Linked DNA regions of Homo sapiens: region 1 is linked to region 2. The links are chromatin contacts, found by Hi-C or POLR2A ChIA-PET in ENCODE. All regions are on one chromosome and are shown on one strand. Each heading gives the region's core, a stretch centred on a gene start or an enhancer-like site at or near the end of the contact. The rest is flanking DNA. Distances are from core to core; before and after follow the strand shown. Region 1 overlaps FAM13A (family with sequence similarity 13 member A). Region 2 overlaps FAM13A (family with sequence similarity 13 member A).

What was found. Hi-C counts contacts between places; a loop is a spot of excess contacts on that map. ChIA-PET counts read pairs that join two places held with the same protein, here RNA polymerase II (POLR2A). Pooled maps may share reads with other maps.
Region 1: a loop to region 2 is called in a map of Calu3, with 2.0 times the contacts of the local background. The contact joins two enhancer-like sites. A Hi-C loop is called at or near these places in 4 of 168 maps with a recorded cell type or tissue (Calu3, HepG2, body of pancreas and 1 more), 1 of 37 single-sample maps with no recorded cell type and 1 of 50 pooled maps. POLR2A ChIA-PET finds 5 or more read pairs at or near these places in 1 of 52 experiments (H1).

What each region holds. Positions count from the first base shown.
Region 1 is chr4:88,756,909-88,763,253 of GRCh38, forward strand. FAM13A (family with sequence similarity 13 member A) reads right to left here. Exons shown (of 24, transcript NM_014883.4): 14 at 1,846-1,993. Among named protein-coding and RNA genes, the nearest start is that of FAM13A-AS1, 50 kb to the left of the region's middle. Within about 2 kb of position 2,228, at least 5 of the 41 ENCODE cell types and tissues checked have a DNase peak (open chromatin) inside an H3K27ac peak, as active enhancers do.
Region 2 is chr4:88,790,110-88,796,347 of GRCh38, forward strand. It overlaps FAM13A (family with sequence similarity 13 member A), which reads right to left. Exons shown (of 24, transcript NM_014883.4): 9 at 477-518. Among named protein-coding and RNA genes, the nearest start is that of FAM13A-AS1, 83 kb to the left of the region's middle. Within about 2 kb of position 2,347, at least 4 of the 41 ENCODE cell types and tissues checked have a DNase peak (open chromatin) inside an H3K27ac peak, as active enhancers do.

The DNA of each region.
Region 1 (6,345 bases), core at 978-3,477, 33 kb before region 2:
AAAGATATGTACATTCAATGACAAACGCAGTAATGGCAAAACAAAAACAAAAAGTTAAAGTTATTTCAAAAACTACTTGGAATACACAATCCACTTTCCCAAGCCTATTGAAATGCAACATATTTTTTTCCAATAACTTTTTAAAAAAAAAATCCATCTAGATTTCTAAAATGAAATGCTGGTTCCTTCAATTATTATCTGAAGGAAAATTCTTTATGTTAATAAAATAGTTTTAAGGAAACTATAAGCTGGCTTTCAGTCACTCTGAAGAGTATTCTCAGCTTTATATTAGCATTATTTAAGTGGCTGAGAGAGATGATAAATTTATGACTAACCAAGATAAAAATAACAAACTGAGTCCATTTCAGGAGAAAGAAAAAATGTGGCTAATTTGAATTCTAACCAAAAATCCTAGTTTTTATCTAGAGCTTTAGGGTAGACCATATCACTAAGACACAAATATAACATTTATTTTTTGGTTACTGTATTTTTCTTTTATTTGGGTAACAGTGACTACTATGGGACTTTTTTGGGGGGAGGTGGGGGCACAGGTTGTTTTTAATATATGAATTAAAAACTAACATGATTATTTCACAGTACTCAAAAATGAAAGAACAGAAAGGTACTCAGGAATATATAACTGAAATTACAAATTAAACAACCCTGCGTTTTGCTGCTCAGTGAATACATTTTGAGCTGAAAATATCTGACAAAATCTGAAACCCACTGCCTAATTATATAAAAATAACTAGAACAGGTTTCTTAGCTTTCAAGGACAGAACTAGAATAAAAAAGTTTGTTTTCACTAAAGCCCTGGATGCCAGAAATGGGGTTTACTCTTTTTCACCTGGTGGTCTTTTCAACTCTCCTCTTGATCCTTCATCTAAGGTCATTAAGATAACTTCTTGGTTAAGAAAGAGAGGAAAGCGGGTAGGGAGAGAAGACAAGGAGATCCACGTGCTGAAACGGGACTGATTTTTCACAGCTAAGACCTCCTGGTAAGTCATTGTGTTAAGTCATCCTGCTGTATTGGAATCAGGTGCACAATTTTTCCCTCCTTGCAGCCGTCACGCACATACTGTATAGAGGTAGACTGGCATTTATTTTGGATCCACATTGGTATGTGTTTGGATGCAGACACATGGATAATGAAAGAATAAGCAGCTTGATAAAACTGCTGCAATATCCTCCCTGAAACACAATTTTGACAAGGCTACTCTCTTCTTCCTCGCAAGTACATTTCTAATGTTTTCACCAAAAGTCTCTAGGAAAAAAAACCAATCTAAAGCACTCACTGTATTACAAGCTTTCAGTAAGATGCATGTATTCAGTGTTCTTTTTGATAAGCAAATCCCTTAAATTTGTTAACCTGAAAAAAAAATCTATCCATAAAAACGAACATAGAAACAAAGCAAACCAAAACGGGAAGGAGATTTCATGAAAGAGGCAGGCGACTGGCATGCAGCAGTGGGAGGATCGCGCCACAGAAGGTAGAAATCCTAAAAGCACACCGGTTCCCTATTACTCTGCTTGGTACTATGAGGGGGAAAAGACATACACATATCAGCACTCCCGGTGAGTCACAAAGGAAAAAAAAAGGCCTGCAAGGTGACACTATGATAAAGGGCAAGCATGTTTTCTTTCTTAGATTGCAACTGCCCTCAGCAACATTTACCCTGAGGTATTCCTATGACAGGTCAAGGATTTTCGGTCATTTGGAAATGCAGTTACTTCTGCATGCATAGCTCTTTCACCCACACTCTCACATAGTTACATGCCTCTCATTTGTGCTTATTTATATATGCTTTAATGATAGCAAATCATCCAAGTATCAGACAACCCTACCTTCCCAGTTCTTTTCATCACACAATGCAGTCAGGTCCGACTGGGGCACTTCGGAGACAAAGCTCTCCTCCTGGTCACCGGCATCTTGATTTCTCTGCTGTTTGGTGTCAGATAGGCTGGGATGCTCCTGGATCTTCATTGTGGGGCTCTGCAATAACAGCACAATGTCCCCAAATATCTACTGCTCACCAAAACCCCAAGACGTCTGCAGCAATTCCACTCCTTCAGGATAAAACCTTCCAAGTCACAGCTGCTAATGCATCCAGCACAGAAATAAAAATCATGGCTTGATGCCCCCCGGATCCTAGCTGGCCACTTGCATGCAGAAAGCAACTGTCCATCTGTGCTCCTTTAACTTTCCCCAGGCTGCTCTTCCCGATAACTGCAGGCAGCTGACAGTCTTGGTGATTACTGATTGGGGCCAGGAATGAGGGAAAGGAGTTTGGTGTTTTCTTAAAGGAGTATGGCTCTCATGACTGTAAACAACAACAATGAAAACCGGGCTACTGCTGTTGCTAAGGCTGTAGTAGCAACATGGTGTCTTTCGCAGGTGGACTTCTTTGCCCCTTAGGTAAACAGTCCTGCAAGCCAGGAATAGAGGCTGTGTACGTGAAAGCTCCCCTGCCGGCCCTGGCTGCTTAGATCAATTAAGCGGGGCTAGCTGCACATTCCCAGATTTCCTGTGGTTGTTTTCTCACTGAGTATTGGGAGAACAGACTATTTATGGAGGAGCTCTGGGTATTAAAGCATTGTTGCGCAAATTCAAACAGCACAGGGGATTGGCGTCTCATCTCAGCTAGCAGTAAAGAATACGGACTCTGGAAATGAGCCAAAATTACACAGGGAGCAATTTTTTTTTTTAAGTAAAAAGTCAAGAGCTGGCAAGTCAGTGATGCATAATTCATGTCTTACAAATACGCAACTGTCACTTGTTTTCCTACTATTCATCTACTCTGAATATTAAATACTTGGCTACACTTGGTTTTGCTTATTGGTGGCACCCACACCAGGCTAGGACATCTGAGGGATGGAGAGATCCTCCCCAAAAGGCTGATATTCAAATTAATAATTTTATGTTTAAACAAACTGCACTCGAATTAATTTTTTTTTAAGCCTTGCTCTCTGGGTAATTTGTAAATTCAACCATTGTCACTCTTCCCTGTCTCACACAATTATAAACAAAAGTGTTTATGAAACAGTTTGCTCACAAATGTATTCCTTAAGTAGCACAGATGGGTACACAAGATTTTCTTTAGGAATAGCTAGAAATGTATTTTGGCAAATATACTATCATTAAATGAAAAAACTAAGAACATCTGGAAATCATAAGTGATTTCATTAATGTATGAGAAACGTTTCTGTGCTGAAAGCACTACTTAAGACTTGCAGCTACTTTTAATAGCCACCCAACCAACCCACTTTGAAATCATCAGGGAATAGCCAGGGCTTTTTACTATTATATTTCCATGAAATGATGCATGGAGACATATTTTCTTCACATTTGGGATAAAATGAAATACCATCAATCGGGTCCTGATGAGCTACTAAAGTCTTATAGAAATGCCAAGTGGCCGGGCGCGGTGGCTCACGCCTGTAATCCCAGCACTTTGGGAGGCAGAGGCGGGCGGATCATGAGGTCAGGAGATCGAGACCATCCTGGCTAACGCGGTGAAACCCCGCCTCTACTAAAAATACAAAAAATTAGCCGGGCGTGGTGGCGGGCGCCTGTGGTCCCGGCTACTCGGGAGGCTGAGGCAGGAGAATGGCGTGAACCCGGGAGGCGGAGCTTGCAGTGAGCCGAGGTCGCGCCACTGCACTCCAGCCTGGGCGACAGAGCGAGACTCCGTCTCAAAAAAAAAAAAAAAAAAAAAAAAAAAAAGAAATGCCAAGTATATCTGGAGATTTAAGATAGTTTAAAAATGCAGTTTGTTTACTGGGGAAAAAGCCAGATTAGGCATTTATGTCACAAAAAGTATTTTTCCCTTAAGCTAAAGCCTAAGTGGACCAGGGTTAAATGCCCAAATCTAGTTCTCAGCTTTTTAAATTACAAAGCCACTCAGTTACCAATCATGAGTGTGCCTGGGTTGCGGGGGAGGGGTCGTGGGCGGGGGGAAGCAAAAGAGAGTAAGAATATGCATACAGCAAATAAGCATTTTCTCAAAAAGATTTATAATGCTTATTACCTTTACAGACATCAAAAAATACTAGAAATATGATTTCATTTTTAAAGTATGGTATTTCCTTCACGAGGAACATACATCAAGTCATTTAAGCCCTCATGCTATGGAAAGGACAAAGGGTTTTGCTTACAGGCAGACCTGGGTTTGAAGCGTGGCTCTGACATTTACTAGCCTGGTGCCCTGGCTGAGTTGCTTCCCTTCTCTGAGCCTCCATTACCTAACATTTAAAATGGCATAAGTGATACCAATTTTGCAAAGTTCTTTTGAAGATCTGTCAGAAGGTATGAAGGGCCTTCAGCATGGTGTCTGGGGGCAGGAGAGACACAAATGGAAGCCATCATTCTTTCTCTACTACTATTTGACACCGTATGAAGACAAATGAATAAAACACTGGCACACCTCAAAATTGCTAGAGAGGGGAATAGGAGACAAGGCAAATACAATTGCAATTTGAGGGGAAGTATACTACAACAAAGGCTGGAAGACAATGTTAAATGCATTATGAAAAAATATTAGTGAAAAGAGCCACTAGTGTATCCGTCATGAATCAGCAACAGAAATTTTGATTTGGGGGCAGATATGTGTGGGCTGGAGGGGTGAGGGAGGACGGCACATCACACAGAAGGAAGGAGGAATAACAAGTGCAAAGGCAGGCATGAGAGCGTGGCATGCTGGGCCACAGCAAGAGAAGAGTTTCAGGGTGACCAGCCCTTAGGACAGGAAGGGGGAATGGGACATGACAAGGGTGTCAGCTAAGTAGATGCTGGACTGTGAAAGGCCTCATATGCCAGGCTAAGTATTATATACTTATATATTCAATAAATATTATGGCATAATAGGGCTGCCTATTATGTCTTTAGAGATACAAAGACAAAACTTATTAATTCAAAAGAAATGATTTTTCAGTACCTACTATTTGCTAGATGTTTTTTTCACACACTGGGGAAACTATGGTGGACAAAATAAAATCTCTGTCATAATGAGTCTTACAGAGAAGACAGTTAATCAACAAAAACCTGTTAGGGCTCTGGAGAAAAATAAAGGGGTATAAAAAGTAAAAGAAAAATAAAGTAAGAGGGATGTGGGTGGTAGCAGTTGAGGCCTCTGTTTTATACTGAGTGGTCAGGGACAGTCTCTGTGATAAAGTGACAGGAAGTGAGAAAGTGGGCCATTTGTGAAAAGAGCATTCCAGGAAGAAAGAAGACAAGTGAAAGGCCCTGAGGCATGGTCAGTTTTTCTATGTTTCAGGAATAGTACAGAGGTCAGTGTTTCTGGAATCCAGCAAAGGACAGCCAGAGCCACCATAAACAGAGGATGAGGATGTGTCATATATAATGAGGCATTCGGTCATTCACATCATAGACCTGTGTCAACTTACATGAGCTTCCATACTTCCTGGCTGATTTGTGGCACAGCAGTGGAGAGATCCCTCCTACACAAACCTACACCAGCTGGCACAATCCTGGACACACTAAGCACAGCACACCCTAACTGCATGTAGAGATGCACGTACAGGCTGGCCCTGTCCTGCTGTGCTCCCATCAATCCCTGGGGTTGCTTTCTTACTTGCACAAGTCCCAGCTTTTGGCCCTGCTGGTCTATGATGTGACAGGGTTGCCTTGCCTAGGGCTGCAGACTGCTGATGGTTTTTTGTGCATGTGGGTGCCAGGGAGGCTGTCCTATGTCCTATGGCCCATGGTGAAGTTCTTTAGGCTCCATAAACACTAGCATAAAAACTGCTGTGCCTTCAAATGTTAGCCTAGTCTGGGTGAAGCACCTTGCCCAGTTGCTCCATCCTCTCTAACAGGGCTCTTCATATAGTAGTGCAAATATTATCTGTTTCTCCTACTAGATCATTAAGGTTAAAATGTCAAAAGCATTCTCAAATATAAAAATATTTTTGGTTTCAACTTTTGTTGTTTACATGTCTAATATCTTCTGTTAAATCACAAAGTAAATTAATTTCACAATTTTCAACTCCAAGATCCTTGTACCGTGATGTCATACACTAAACATTGTCAAAAATGCTGCACTATATGAAAACACACCAAATATCTGTGTATTGAAACAAATTTAGTGTTTGGCTCTTAGGTGAGACAACAGAGTATGGCATATTAGGATGGGTTTTAGAGGCAGAGACTCATGTTTAGATACTAGCTTTACTAGCTCCAAGACTTTCAGTGAGTAAATTTCTTTGAACTTCAGCTTTTTTGTTTTTCCTCGAATACAGGAACAAGACTTTGTAAGGTTTGTAAAGATTAAAATGAAAAACGTGTACAAAACAGCCTATAGGAACTATAAACAATGCTACTTCCATTTA
Region 2 (6,238 bases), core at 1,097-3,596:
AGTGTAACATCCCTGAAGACAGGGCCCAAGGCGTCCTTGACATTACACATCTAACATGCGCCTGACGTGTTGCAGGCACTCAGTCAATGTAGGTTCAGTCAAATGAACTAAGTAGGGAGTAAAGACATGATTAATGGTTTAACCTTTAATTACATTATCCATTGCAAGATGCCTCCCAAAGTACATTAGACTACTTGCTAATATTAATTGATCCTGGCATTATTTTTAATGAAGTAAACAAAAAGCTCATATTTTCCAATGTTGGAGTTGTCTGTAGGAATACACATATAGAAGCTCAAATAAGAATACCTATGTAGTCCTCTCCTCCATATAGTTTAAAAGTCACTGGCTGCTTATTATCTGAATTTTCCAATACTGTACACCATTAGAGTTGCTTTTTTTTTCTGTTTAATAAGTGGGACAGGGCATTAAAAAAAAAAAACCCAAAGCCCAAAAACCCAACCCAAATAACTTACTCTCCGGTTGCAGACACATTGCTGACTTGGGGTACATGAGCACTGCAGAAAAGAAGCAAAGAGAAAGTCAGGTTAGATGAAAGATCAGAGATGATGAACCAAACATGTGAAGTGGATCGCAGGCTGAAAGAAATTAGCTCAGTCCCAAGTGATCCCCAAAACAATGTTTAACCATCCAATGAAAGATGCTCATTTTCACTTGTTTCTAGAAATGGAGATGGCCCTGCTTGCTTATAACAGTGGCTTTTTCTCCTTTTAAAAGTTGTCCAAGGCAGACAATTCTATAACTAAATTTGGAAAACCATCTCTTAGCTGTCAACCTATTGCCACAGCAGCCCTAGTTCAAGGTCTTTTCATTTTCCTAAAATGTTAATTGTGGCCATGTGCCTTCCTGCCACCTACTTCACCTATTTCTATCTTTTCCCAGCCCAAATCCATTCCCTTCCTTCTCCTCTTAGGCCAGGAAACAGAACATCTTTCTAAAACTCTGCTCTCAACAGGCAGAGGGCAGTGGGGACGACAGGGATAGAGAACAAGGAACCGATATTGTTTTCTATATGACTATTTCTAAACCATCTTTTCGAAGCCACATTTTCTTCCTAAGTTTCTCAGGATGGAAAGCATCTCAAGCTCTGTAATGTGTCAGCTTAACATCTAATTTACAATGTTTTTGTTGAGCACTTACAAATTTTCATGATTTTCCCATTTTTTTAAAGCCTGAATTCTTTTAAAAGTATTGAGAAGTGGTCAACACAAAGTAGAATGATAAAATTACAAAACACTATCAGGTTAGCATGCTTCAGAACTTTCCCCCTCATGCCTGCACTTATGTTCACATAACCACAATGAGTGTTGAGGCTGGCAGCTATTTTAATTGTATTAACACATTACATTCTCACAATCTGCCCTCTAGTGTTTAGTTGGCTTGTGAATCAAGATTTAAAAGTGCCTATCCTTTAAAAGAAGAGGTTAAATATTGAGCAGATTTGAGACAATCTTTAGTCGTGTCAAACTATAGTTCTACCTAATAGTCCTAATAGTTCTTTTCTTTCTTTGTAGAGACATTCAAAGAAAATCAAAGTTGTTAAGGACCAATATTGATAGTTGTCTTTCAATTACTCCAAACATTCTAATTTATACGATATAATTTTCAACATATGAATATGTTGCTTGGGAATCATCTGTCAGGTTTTTCTCCCATGTAAGTGTATATCTCATCTCTTTCAATGTAGAATCTCAAGGCCTCAAGGGACTGTACAATATTTCTCATTTTCTTTCATCACACTCCCTCCCACTACCACCACCATCATGTCTTCCATAGTACTCATTATCCCAGAGGTGATCAAAAAATGTTTACTCTTTCGCCCAAGATAATTTTCTTTAGCTAAAGCTGTAGCTCTTTGTTATGGCCACAGACAAACCCAGAAAAACCACGTAAAATCATGTGATTAGGTAAAAGGGAAGCTGATTCAAATTCGTATTAAATAATTAAGAAGATAAGTAAATAAATACAAACACCCTAAGACTTACTGAGTACTTACTATGTTCCAGACACTGTGCTAAGTACTTTTACATAGTTTTTTTTTCACTTATTATTTACAATAACCCTATGAAGAGGTACTACTCTTTTCCCTGTTTTCAGATGAAGAGGTTAGAAAGGTTAAATAACTTACCCACAGCCATAGAACCAAGAAATAAATGAGCTAGGATTTGAACCAAGAAAGGTTTTAGCTCAGAGTCTAAGCTCTTAATCACTCCACTAGCTTGTCTTTCAATCCATTACTCACTACAGTCATCTTTGGATATGGAGGCCTGGCCTTAGGTATTTTACTTTGCTTTTAATTACAACAATTTCTCCTCTGCCTCACAATGCCTGTTATTCATAGTGGTTCCCAGGCTACATAACCAACAATAAAACCCTTTCTGCTTTCTGTCTTTAACTGGAACAAGCAGTCCTTGCTTTTGCTACTTTGTGGCTTACCCTCTGTAAATTCAACAATATATAATTAACTCCTATACTCCACTTCTCAGTACAGTTACACAACCTTGGTTTTGAGAGCAGGGACCCATATGAGTAATGACTCGGGGAAAACCCAGAAGAGAGTAAAGAATGTGGATCTGCTAGATGCTAAAAAACATTCCAAAGACATGTCATTAGCCTGTTAGTCCTCTATGCCATCTCAGAATGAAGACATGTATTTCCTCTCCTCCTTTCCACATCCTTTTGAACTGTCTTCTTTTTGACTATTAAAGCAGATCCTGATGTTTTGATGTTCATTTTCCATGAAGGGAGGGTGAAGAAAGAAAGGCAAGAAAGAAAAAGACAAGGAAACAACAAACAAGATGAGGTTCTGAGATTTCTAACTCTTTAAATAAGTGCTTCTTCATTCTTAATGTGCATAGGAATCACCTTGGCACTTGTTAATACAGACTGTGATTCAGCAGGTCTAGGTCTTGGGAAGGGGAAGCTGAGACTGCATTTCTAATACATTCCTCAGTGATTCTAATACTGTTGGTTTGTGGAAGACACTGAGTGGCAGAGGCTCTTATCTTCGCAACTAAAATTCTTCAAAACTTCAATTACTTAAATATCCCAATAATGATTTTTAAATACTGTAATCTAAGTAATGAAGGTAGGATACGGAAAACTCATGTTAACCTCAGTGAATAAAAGTCAACACATCGAAATTTCTCCAACAGCTTAGAGAAAAATGACCTGAACCATCTAAATCAGTTGTAGAGCACATTTCTCAGAGTACAAAAGTAAACGAATAAATCAATAATAAAACCAAGTAATTAAATCATATTCATATTTTTGCTAGCATATTTATTTTAGGACAGTTTTAGAATAAAGTGTGATGTTTTTAATAGTCCTTTGGAATTTCTGGTATATTTAACTAGTCTATAATTTCAAGTTCTTTTAATAGAATTCCTATATAAAGCATTAGGAGAAGATATTTTCCACTGGTAATCAGAAAAGAAAGTTCTGGTCTTGGCTCTGCAGTTGATTAGACAAAATCACTGGCAGGTTGTTGGTTAGCTTGGCTGCATTGGGTTGGTTTCTTCACATAGAAAATGAAAGGTCTGGCTAGTGATCTCTGTAGTTTCTTTTACCTCTAAAAGAAACCTCAAAAAATTGTTCTATCTCAGGTTCAGGCTTACTGCCTAAAGTTTACATGATTACAAAAGGTTATGACTGCATATTTAGTTTTATGACATAGTATCAGATACATTTATGGTTTATTAGATTCCAAAATAACTTTGGTATTTAGTCAGGCATCCACCGCCATAGTTCCTGTGGGATGTACTTAACAATTCACCCTTAACAAAATTTTAAAGAATATTTAACAAAAGCAATAGAGATTTCTTCCATAACTAAGACACTGACAAAAAGGCAATAAGCATTTAAACAATAAGCAAATAAGCCAAAGTGAAAGATAAAGAAATTTCCTTCTTCATCTGTATGTAGCTTGCTTTTTACCCTCTTCGGAGAGCTAAGAATAATGAATTTTTTTTCAGCGTCTTTGACTGATTTGCTAAGAAAATTTCTTACTTATGCATTATAAACAGTTGGATATGGAAGCGTTCATTTCCTAATGTTGACAAAGCAAGTATTTAAAATGGAAAGAAAGATGCTCACTCATATGCAGATCCCAGTTCTATGGCCAAATTCAAACCTAAGCCTACTGTTAGTGATGATGCAACTGAATATTCTATTGGCATGGTCATTTAAAATAGATTCTAAGCCTACTTTGAAATATATTCTATGACATATTGAAATATCTTTAGTCTTTATTTTTACTAGCAAAACCCAAACTATATTTCCTTAAGCCAATTATGCTCAGCAATATTAGTCTGTAAAATTTGCATGTGATAAGATGCACAGATGCCTGTTGACAAGTGATTCTTTAATTAAATCTCTTGATTTGAAATAAAAAAGCATACATTTAAAAAGAGGTTTCAAATCTACAAAATGGAGACATCTTGAAAAGCATGTGTTCTCTTTTCTGTGCGTTGTCTTATTTCAGTATGTTCTCCTCTATGGCATATAAAATCCTGCCTGTAAAATATTACCGTTTTATTAGGAAACATGAGGTCTAACAAAATTATCAGTTTCTCTAGGATATAATATTTAAATTTACTCTTTTTTTAATTGAGCAAGGATTAAAAAGACAATTATGAGATGTTCGCTTAAATAAACCTAAGGATAAAGCTCATGTAACAATCATCAAAATAGCCTAAAATTCTTAATTTGTCAATTTAACAAAATATAGTATTTTTAGTATCATCTTAAAATACGATAAGTTGATATGCAGCATCAACATTATACATATATAACAATGCACATATTTGTTATGGTATAATGGCTTTCTAAATTAAATTTTGTTCATAATTTTAGTGCATTCTTCATAGTGTCATACATTAAAACAATTCAATCCTCAATATTTATTCCTTTTGTTTTAACCTCTAGCTATGATTATCATATGCAGAACTTTAGTGGAACATTTGTTGGTATTTAAACTCTGATAAAAGTTGCATCATCCTTTTGCATCATTACAGACATTTTGGGTAGCCTCAAATCTTGGTTTAAAATTGCATACTGTGCATAATATACTAGAATATAAATTGAAAACATACTACATGGATATAACTCAAAAAGAGGAAAATATTTATCCTCATACCTTCTCTAATTCATGTTTCCTATTCTTTTAAATAGCCTGATTTGAAGAAAAAATTACTCTTCACAGCTATATCTTAATGCTATATTAAATTTATTCTAACAAATCAAATATAACCCATCGAAATGTCAGAATACTCATCTTTTATACAGCTTCTTTTGACAATTATTGATGTTTTCAATTTTATATATTTAGTATGTTTTAGCATAAAAAGAAATGGAAAGTTTAGTTTTTACACTAAGGTCTATATTAACAAAATTATAAAATGTAATGGATAATTCACTTATATACTGTATCCCTTTTCCATTTTACAGAAAATTGAAGAGCAGAGAATTTAAGTATCTAAGTTTACACAGCTCCATTCTATCTATGTAGTCTGGCTTCAGGGTATGTCCTCGATACTCTGAACAATCTTTATTCTCAAATAATGCTGCTATTTACATAAATTGTTGGCTATACCTCTAGTTATTTCATTAGAATTAGGTTACTAAAAGTGCTTTTTTTGATTCAAATAGATGTTCTCCAAATTTATATAATGCAGAAAATTTTTATTTCATCTAGGTTTTCATGTTTATTAGTTTCAAATTGCATGATGTATTCTCTAATCTTTTAAAAAATTATTATAACCCTTACAGTAAACTTCAGTTATGATTATTAGTATCATCTCTCATTTTTCTCAAGCTTATCAAGAATTTTCTATCTTGTAATTTTCATTTTTAGTCTCAAAGAACCAGCTCCCGAATTCAAGTATCAGTTCTGCTCGTTTTCTGTTTTCTTTTATTATTAATGAATTATTTTAGGTTTCAAAGAGGTTGCTTTTTCTTCCTTTCTATAACTTCTTATTCTGAATGTGTGGCTGATTTATCTTCAATCTTGTGTTAGGTTACCTCTTAAAATAAGTTTAGACTTTATTCTATAAATTTTCATATATACTTTTTCTTTATTTTCTTAACAGTATGCACTTGAGATTCTTATTTACTCTTTGAGTTATCCCCTTCCTCCTGTCCCCTTACAAGAGTTTTCATTGGTTGATTGAAAGTTTTTGTCATTAATTACACTGTGGTCAGAAATTATTGGCTATCA